Linked DNA regions of Homo sapiens: regions 1 and 3 are each linked to region 2. A link is a contact called in ENCODE Hi-C or POLR2A ChIA-PET data. All regions are on one chromosome and are shown on one strand. Each heading gives the region's core, a stretch centred on a gene start or an enhancer-like site at or near the end of the contact. The rest is flanking DNA. Distances are from core to core; before and after follow the strand shown. Region 1 overlaps ZMAT3 (zinc finger matrin-type 3). Region 2 overlaps PIK3CA (phosphatidylinositol-4,5-bisphosphate 3-kinase catalytic subunit alpha). Region 3 overlaps ZMAT3 (zinc finger matrin-type 3).

The links. A loop is a pair of places that touch in the nucleus more often than their neighbours do. ChIA-PET counts read pairs that join two places held with the same protein, here RNA polymerase II (POLR2A). Pooled maps may share reads with other maps.
Region 1: a loop to region 2 is called in a pooled map, with 3 times the contacts of the local background. The contact joins two enhancer-like sites. A Hi-C loop is called at or near these places in 3 of 168 maps with a recorded cell type or tissue (B cell, CD4-positive, alpha-beta T cell and naive thymus-derived CD4-positive, alpha-beta T cell), 15 of 37 single-sample maps with no recorded cell type and 11 of 50 pooled maps. POLR2A ChIA-PET finds 5 or more read pairs at or near these places in 2 of 52 experiments (T-cell and activated CD4-positive, alpha-beta T cell).
Region 3: a loop to region 2 is called in a pooled map, with 2.8 times the contacts of the local background. The contact joins two enhancer-like sites. A Hi-C loop is called at or near these places in 1 of 37 single-sample maps with no recorded cell type and 4 of 50 pooled maps. POLR2A ChIA-PET finds 5 or more read pairs at or near these places in 3 of 52 experiments (T-cell, activated naive CD4-positive, alpha-beta T cell and naive thymus-derived CD4-positive, alpha-beta T cell).

What each region holds. Positions count from the first base shown.
Region 1 is chr3:179,015,630-179,018,705 of GRCh38, reverse strand. It overlaps ZMAT3 (zinc finger matrin-type 3), which reads left to right. Exons shown (of 6, transcript NM_022470.4): 6 at 1-1,483. Among named protein-coding and RNA genes, the nearest start is that of ZMAT3, 55 kb to the left of the region's middle. RefSeq lists an enhancer at 1,299-1,408. Within about 2 kb of position 1,270, at least 2 of the 41 ENCODE cell types and tissues checked have a DNase peak (open chromatin) inside an H3K27ac peak, as active enhancers do; they include B cell, where a contact is called at or near this core.
Region 2 is chr3:179,180,414-179,183,685 of GRCh38, reverse strand. All of the region lies in intron 1 of PIK3CA (phosphatidylinositol-4,5-bisphosphate 3-kinase catalytic subunit alpha), which reads right to left. Among named protein-coding and RNA genes, the nearest start is that of PIK3CA, 34 kb to the right of the region's middle. Within about 2 kb of position 1,270, at least 5 of the 41 ENCODE cell types and tissues checked have a DNase peak (open chromatin) inside an H3K27ac peak, as active enhancers do; they include B cell, where a contact is called at or near this core.
Region 3 is chr3:179,045,408-179,048,233 of GRCh38, reverse strand. The region is part of intron 2 of ZMAT3 (zinc finger matrin-type 3); the gene reads left to right. Among named protein-coding and RNA genes, the nearest start is that of ZMAT3, 25 kb to the left of the region's middle. RefSeq lists enhancers at 1,639-1,718, 1,739-1,878. Within about 2 kb of position 1,518, at least 2 of the 41 ENCODE cell types and tissues checked have a DNase peak (open chromatin) inside an H3K27ac peak, as active enhancers do.

The sequences.
Region 1 (3,076 bases), core at 21-2,520, 160 kb after region 2:
AAATTATTTTTACATATGCCTTTATTTTTATGCCCACTTTTTGTGGATAAGATTCTTTAGATAAAATCTAAAGAATTTTAAGTGACTTTCTCCAGGTCATGAAGATTCAATGGGTAGAATTGAATCAGAATTGAAATGTTCCAGATTCATATTCTTGTGTGTGTTTGATAAAATTCATGGCTTCCAAAGTAACTGAACACTTCCTTTGGGCCCTTGGAGGGAAAATCCATATTTTTACTAATTACACTTTTTTTTTTAGACATCTGGCAGTTCTTTGAACTTAAACATATTCTCATGGCCATAGTTCCAAATTAAGCCCGACGCAGTTGCTAAAAATCTTGCTGCACTGTTGAATACTAATAATGCAACATTTATTGGATGTTTTTGCATTTTGATGACCTTCATGATTCATTTATAAGTCTTTGTAAGTGCTTAAGTGACCCCCTCACTAGTGAAAATAATAAATGTTCTATATCATTTATTATTATTTGTGTATTCTCTACATGATATATTTTTTTAAGGAAGAGTAACTCCACATGTCAGAATGAGTGATATTATCCTAGGGCAAAGCGCAAATAGGGCAGTTTGTTTCTACTCTGCAAATATGGCATGTATAGGAACAAAACTCTTTTGGAGTGGCTGGTCATTGTTCTGCCCTCTTTTGGTACCTGAGTACCTTTCTGGGGTTTTGTAAATCGTGTGTCATTTGTAAGAATTTCACGTTAACTCTGCGTTACTTGGTGTTCACCTGTGGTATCCTTGACTGACCATAATGATTTAGTTTGGGTATGATGTGTCTGCTTTGAAATGCCTTACTGGAGTATGTCAGATCCTGCTTTAAAGCATTCCATATATCTGCTGGGACAATAAGTTGCTTCTCCTTGGAAATATGCTCTAGATTCAGAAGCAAAACCGATTTTGCTTTCACCATTAAGGTTGCATTTTAATGCAGTTATTGTTTTAAATTAGAGAATAAAATGTAAAACCAAGGGAGGCTTTAGAACCCTTTATTGAATGGCATGGCAAACTTTTAAAACTGCTTTTGCTATTTCACTAGAACTATCTTTGATAAAGGATATAGCTAAAAAATGTCAGCCCAAACTGTGTGTAATTAGGGTTGTTTATTAAAATTTTCTCTAAATGTCATACAGAGGCTTAAGATCTGTGTATGCTGTTGGGTCGGAGTGCCAGTCACTGCTTTGGAAGTCTGTGTTCTGGGGCTGCAGAATGACAAACGTGTCATGGGATTAAAACCAATCAACTGTGAATTGTGAAATTGAAACTACTCTTTCGGTTTTATTTTCTTTAGCATATTGAGTATAGAAATCTGAAACTTATTTAAAATTTATACTGCTTTTGTTGATGGCTCATTTTGGCTGTGTATCCTCACTTATGTACTGATTTCTGATAAAGGCTTGACATTATTATAACACGCATTTTGTGTTCCAGTTTAATAAAACGGTTTCTGAGTCTTGTCTGAAAATTGTTTGGTTATGAGTTGAAGATCAAGGGAAGAAGGTAAATTGTCATCACTGAGACGTTATTTTGATGCCGATTCTCGATGACTGTGGGTTCTCCATTCATCAGTCTGCACACAGTCTGCCATGGTCTTCTGGAAATCATGCAAGTACTGTAAGCTTTTAGGTTGGCAGTAGAATCAACCTAGCTGCCCACACTGCCCGTTCTCCCCATCACTGGAGTTAGCCTGGGACTGGAGTGAGTTCTCAATTTTGTTGGTAGATTTTAATATTTATTTTCCCTTCAAATTTTAAGAAAGTTGGCCTTAGTACCATAAACACTGCTGGAAATAAACACATTATTAAAAAGCATATACCCATTAATCTTTTGGGGGTGTTTTACATGTAAAATACTCTTACAAATATAATCAATTTATATATGCAATATAATTGAGATGTGGTCCTTTAAACAGCCTGGTTTTCTGTATACAGTGTACTTTTGAATTTAAATGCTCACTTAAAAAAGTAGATTATAGGCTGTAAGATGCTGTTATGCTTTAATTAATCAGGATGCAAGACACATACCCTTACTGTTGTGGGAAAAATTCTTCGGTCTGCACACACAAAAAATGTTTCTGAATGAAGTGAATAGATCACACTGAATTTGTGTGTTGTAAAGTACTCAAGGCATCAGCACATTTTATTAAATCATCTCCAGGAGATTCTTAGCTTTAAAAAAGCCATGATAATATGCACCAAAAAAGTCTTAAATGATTTCAGATTTTCAGCCTTTTTAAAGGCATTTCTGAGGCTCATTCATTGGCTGAAAATCTATTCAAGATCAAATGCTGGGTGTTATCCTTTATAATTTCTTAAAGGGCTGGTGATAAAGTTTCCCAATGTATGATAAATTGATATAAGATTATAAAGATCAGAAATAGATCTTTTTATGTGAGTTTTAAGATTTTTATCATCTGAGTTGAGGCTTAAACCACAACAATTCTTAGTTGTGGGATCTTCATAACTTGAAAATTAAGAATTACAAAAAGATGAAGACAGTTAACTATTGTGTAACGTGAATATTATTTTAAAGGGATCTGATTATGAGTTCTTACCAAAAAAAATCCCCTAAAAATACATTTCATGGTTTTTAATCTTCAAGTCTGTGTGTGTATGTGTGTATATATATTTAGGGGGAATGTATACTAGGAGGGAGTTTATGGAAACATGTTTAAGATGATCATATGCTAGTAATGAAGTGTGTCCAAAGGAACAGATGTAAATTTGCCACTGGAAGAAATACACTCCACCATAGGCAGTCTATAACTTATGCTTGGCATTTTGGATAAATCTTTAAGTATGTAATTAGAGCTTCAAATGTGTTTTGGCTGGAAGTTGTCCCTCTAGACAGGAACAAGATGCCTTTCATATTAGCTTCAATTTTTCATCTTTGCTGATGCCAGAGGCACCTCTCTAACCCTGTTTTCTAGAAATCCTTACTAGGTTATGGACTTTGACCAACGGTATCTAGTGCCACCTTGTGGACTGTCTAGATTTTACAGTTAGCAGTTTGTGGTTGGTGAACTAACTTTAAAGCAGGATGTTTGGTTGAAAACCAC
Region 2 (3,272 bases), core at 21-2,520:
GCTATTATAGTAATCTCTTATTCTTTCCTCTTATACCATATTGATATATTATTGGTATTCTTACAAATAGATATAAAGCACAGAATGTATAGTGCACTGAAATTTTATTGCACTTAAGGTGATCACTTAATGTCTATTCTTAACCTGCTCATTTCAAATGCCAAATTTATTGGTCAAAACAACTTTTTCCTGGCTCTACATAAATTAATCAGATAAATCCATAAACAGCTTCTTGCAAAAATAATACATTTTCTTCCAACTATACTCTAATGAACGTAAGATATTGTATTTTTTTAAGTGAATACACCCCAAGTCTATCTGGGATGTTACGACATTGGATGAAAGACATGATATACAGTAAAAATTTGATTTAAATAACAATGCTTTTTCCATGATAAAGACCAAACAATAACTTTATATCCTGATGTAATTGGTTGCCATCTGCCCCATTTTCTGGCAATAACAAAATATCCTAGTATTATGTTAGTAATAATGAAAATGTCCATTGCAAGCAATTATTGACTAATAGTGATTTATCATCCTTCAGTATTTGATCTCTGGCAAAAGGGCTATTTCACAACAGGAAAGCTTGAAGTAATAACTTTGGCAAGCAAAGAAACTCAGATCTCCCAGAAGTGCAATCAGAGAGAGGGTAGCTTAATTTCAGCACAAGTGTCACCTAGCTAAGATGTGAAGACAAGTTCTATGAATGAAAGCAACAACAATGTGAAGTCATGTAAGCACAGATTTCTAAAAAATCCATCTTTTCGATAATACAATACAGCCAAAATACTTCAATGGTGGGAGAGAAATATTAGTAAGTGGTCTTTATTTTCCCTTTCAAGCATTTACTATTTATTTATACTTATGTACAGTTCAATGTACCAAGTATCTTGGAAATTATAATTACTATACCTTAAAAAGCAAGCAATGAGAATGACAAACTGAAATGGGTATAACTGTGTAAAAGCAGCAACATACATGATCAGTGAGTAGAATATTACCCTTTTTTTTTGAGACAGGGTCTCTCTCAGTTATCCAGGCTGGAGTACAGTGCTACGAACACGGCTCACTACAGCCCCAACCCCAGGCTCAAGCAATTCTCCTGCCTCAGCTTCACGAGTAGCTAGGAACTAGGACTACCTGTGTGTGCTACCATGCCCAGCTAAATTTTTTTTAATGCAGAGATGGGGTCTCGCCATGTTGCCCAGGCTGATCTTGAACTCCTGGGCTCTGGTGATCTTTCTGCCTCTGACTTTCAAAGTGCTGGGATTAGAGGCATGAGTCATAGCACCCAGCCAATACTGCCACTCTTATTCACTGATGCTCTGTATGACATTAGTTAACCACCCAAGGCATGCAGTTAAACAATAAATTACTTACAATGATTTAATACATTAAAATGCTTCTTTATAAAGCTTATCAACTGACAAAAACTTTTAAACTGGCTATTTAACATAAGTCATTAAAAGCTGTCAATTATTCCAAACAACTGCTTCACATGTTATGATTCATGAGCTAACTTCTGCTGACATTAAAATAAAGGCACAGAGGAAGACGTAAGAAAGTTTGAAAAAGGGAACTTTAAGATCTAAAACTTTAAGCCGTCACTAGGGAGTAAAGAGGTAATTCAGGAAAGGGAACGACTGAAGAGATTAAAGTGAAGAGAAATGGGAAAGTTTTTAGGTTGGACAGAGATACCGTAAAGGACAACTCTTTTGTGTATGTGCCCAATAATTATAATTACAGAGATAAATATGTGATGGAGTATCCTGACATGGTAAAAATTCAGAGTGAGAGCATCTAGTACTATGGTATATAAAGAAGACATTCAAACCTCTATTTCTTAAATTACAAGACTTTAAAGGTTAAAATAAAACTAGAATATAATCTTTGAACTTCACCTAGCTGATACTCTTTTGATAGGTGCTTTATGGTGTATGTGACTATGATTTAGTAGACTTATACTAATTTTGAGGAACATAAGGAAAAAAGGCAGAGAAAATATGTTTAATTATCTCCACTGTCAATATTGGAAGTTAGAAATTTAACTTCTGACATAAACCCCTCAAAATAATGAAGTATTAAAAAAATAAAATTATGGGTCCTATTTCTATTGCATAATTCACAGAATTAAAACAATTAGTTAATTTGTTTAAAAAATCTACTTTCCCATCTAGAATCAGCTAATTAAGATGTGCTTGGTTTCTTTGTTACAACTGGGTTTATAATACTAGTGTTCTTACCCATCACTAGTCTACTCACAATAGTATCATTAGCACTAAGATCTAAATAACAGTGCCGTATTTATGACTGCACTTTAGTTTCCACAAAAGCAAAATTCTGAGAACAGCATGAGTCATTATCCCTAGGGTAAAAAAAAAATAATGTTTCTTTGGTCAGAATATGAAACTTATTGCTGATACCAGTAATTTAGTCTAGAAATTCCTTTTCTGAATAAAAGGAACAGAATGTTTCTTTTCTCTATTCACACACTCCAAAACTAACAGAACTGTCCATCTGTCTGCTTTTACTACTCTCCATATCTGGTGTGTGGTGACAGAAAAACAACCTTTAATCTAGCTATTTTCAGTACTGCTCTTTTGTTCTTCTGTTCTCTCAGTTTGTCTTTTTGCCAGGACAAAACACACAAATACACACACATAGAGACACACACACTCTCTCCGACCTTTCTCTTCCTAGTGGGGTATTTATGACAAAATCATGCATTAATACACAGAGAACATTCTAAACATGGATATGTATATCCATAATGTTAAATGTTAAACAGTTCTCAGGTTCACATTTTATATTTCATCTTAAAACATCTTCATTAATTAAAAGTTACAAAGGTAAAGAAATACTGATGTTATTATTTAATTAAAGTGTGTCCCCCCAAATTTCCTCAATAGAATGTTGAAATGATCTCTGTTGTTTTTATGGCCTCCTTTAATTGTTTCATTTGTTGGTACCTCTTACTCTGCTCATTATTCAAATGTGGAATACATTCTTCATGACATCACCACTTTCTCAATCTCCAAGGTTAAAACATTTGGTGCTTTCAACTCCTCTCTTGCATGACATCACTTCCACCCCTTAAATTACCCTCAAATTCATCACCTTTTTTTTTCAATCTTCTCTATCACTATTAGACCCTAAAAGAGTTCTCATATGCAGGACTGATCTGTCTCTAATTCAACAAGCATTCATTAAGCAATTACCTTCTATTAAGACACTAGCAGCTGAAGCAAAGGGATGGGTGATGGAAAGGA
Region 3 (2,826 bases), core at 269-2,768, 140 kb after region 2:
TGTTTTGCAAACTTTTAGATTTCTCTTCTTCCTCAGGAACAGCAATTATTCTTAGGTTTGGTCGTTTATCGTAATCTCAAACTTCTTCGAGGCTTTGTTCATTTTTTAAAAATTCTTTTTTCTTTGTCTTTATCAATTTGGGTTAATTCAAAAGCCTTATATTTGAGCTCTGAAGTTCTTCTACTTGTCCGACTCTATTGCTGAGACTTTTCAGTGCATTTTGCATTTCTCTGAGCGTGTCCTTCATTTCCAGAAGTTGTGATTGTTTTTTATTTATGCTATCTATTTCACTGAACATTTTCCATTCATACCTGTATTATTTTTTGATTTATTTAAGTTGGACTTCACCTTTCTCTGGTGCCTCCTTTTTTTTTTGAGACTGAGTCTTACTCTGTCACCCAGGCTGGAGTGCAGTCACATGATCTCAGCTCACTGCAACCTTTGCCTCCCGGACTGAAGTGATTCTCCTGCTTCAGCCTCCTGAGTAGCTGAGACTATAGGCGAGCACCACCACATCCGGCTATTTTTTTTTTTTGTATTTTTAGTAGAGATTGGGTTTCACCATGTTGGTCAGGCTGGTCTTGAACTCCTGACCTCAGGTGATCTGCCTGCCTCAGCCTCCCAAAGTGCTGGGATTACAGGCGTGAGCCACCACGCTCGGCCTGGTGCCTCCTTGATTGGATTAGTAGTTGACCTTCTGAATTCTTTTTCTGGCAATTCAGATATTTCACCTTGGTTTGGATCCACTGCTGGTGAGCTAAGGTGATCTTTTGGGGGTGTTAAAGAACCTTGTTTTGTCATGTCACAAGAATTATTTTTGTGGTTCTTCCTCATTTGGGTAGACTATGTCAGAGGGAAGATCTGGGACTCAGAGGCTGCTCTTCAGATTCTTTTGTCCCACAGGGTGCTCCCCTGATGTGGTGCTCTCACCTTTCCTCTAGGATGGGGCTTACTGAGAGCTGAACTGCAATAATTGTTATTTTTCTTCTGGATCTAGCCACCTAGTGGAGCTACTGGGCTCTGGGTTGGTACTGGGCAGTGTCTGCAGGGAGTCCTGTGATATGATTCATCTTCATGTCTGTCAGCTGTGGATACCAGCACCTGCTCTGGTGGAGGTAGCCGGGGAGTGAAGTGGACTCAGTGAGGGTCCTTGGTTGTATTTTTGTTAAGTGTGCTGGTTTTGTGTTGGTTGGTCTCCAGCCAGGAGGTGGTGCTTTCAAGAGTGCATCAGCTATGGTAGTATAGAGATGATCATGCGGTGGGTGGGGCCCCAGAGCTCCCAAGAGCTTATGTCCTTTGTCTTCGGCCACCAGTGTGGGTAGAGAAGACCATCGGGTTGGGGCAGGGTTAGGCATGTCTGAGGTCAGTCTCTCCTTGGGTGGGGCTTGCTGCAGCTGCTATGGGGAATAGGGGTGTGAACGGGCCAATGGAGTTATGTTCCCAGGGGGATTATGGCTGCCTCTGCTGTGTCACACAGGTCACCAGGGAATTGGGGGAAAGCTGGCTGTTACAGGCCTCACCCAGCTCCCATGCATCCCCCAGCCCTAAAGGCTGGTCTTCCTCCCACTGTGCCTCATCTGTAGCACTGAGTTCATTTCCAGGCAGCTGGTGGTCAGGGCTGAGAACTTGCCCCAGACCACAAGCCTCCCAGCTGAGAAAGCAGGCCGACTCAGTTCCTCAGCTGTCCCACGGAGTCTGCAGTGGCAATCCGCCTCCTTCAAAGGGCCTGTGAATACCCTCCGCTTTCCTGGTATGTTCCTGCTGTAGTTCTTGGAGCAAAATTTCATGATATGGGTCTCCACACACTGCTCTGTCCATCTGAGTGGGAGCTGCTAGTTAGTCCTGCCTCCTGTCTGCTATTTTCCCTGCAAATTTGCATACTTTTCTTAGTTGCCATTAGTATCATTATGTTGTGGATGCAATATCTGCTTGAATACTACTGGGGATGCTGCTTTGGAAATAAAATACCTGATACTATCTAACCTTGACCCCTCCACTAGTACTGGGTACCTCTTCTGCCTTTTCATGGACTGTGTTCCTGTAGTCATGCTCTTCAGCTCCTGTATCAGCTGTTCTTCTGCTTTTAGTGACTTCTTCCTGTTGTCATACAGACAAGCCTCTAAAATCCATATTTCAAAGGGAAATGATCCCATTTCTCTGTCTAGCTGCATGCCGGATTTCTCTGCTCCCTGTCATAGAGCTCTTCTGCATAGTTGCCTGTACTGGGTGTTTTCCTAGTTAAACCACTTCACATGACCTTTATCTCTCACTGTTCTGCTGAAGTGATTCTTACCTAGGCCAGTTGTGACCTCTGTCTTTGCAAATCCAAGTATCACTTCTCTCTCCTGACTTTATTCACAGCAGCTTTTGACCTGATGAACTACTCCCTTTTTTGGTTATTGTTGTGCTGAATGATTATGAAGTCCTTCAGATATAAGGTACCAAAAATATAATAAACATTTGTATTTGCCATCTAGCTTAAGGAGTAAAAATTATTAATTCAGCTGAAGTCCCCATGTATCTCTTCCCAATTGTATCCCTATCCTATGCCCCTAGATGTAGCCACTATACTGGATTGATATTTATTGTTACCACACATTGTTTTTGTATATTTGCTACATATATGTTCCCTTATATAAGTATATAGTGTTGTTTTTTATATTTTTAGACCCTATATTAAAAATTATTCTTACATATCTTCTTTTGCAATTTGCTCTTTTTATTCAGTATTTTGTTATGAGACCGATTCATGTTTCCATGCATGGCCCTAGAGTGTTTACTTTCACTACTGTGTAGTGTTCCTCTGTATGAATAATCTACAATTTA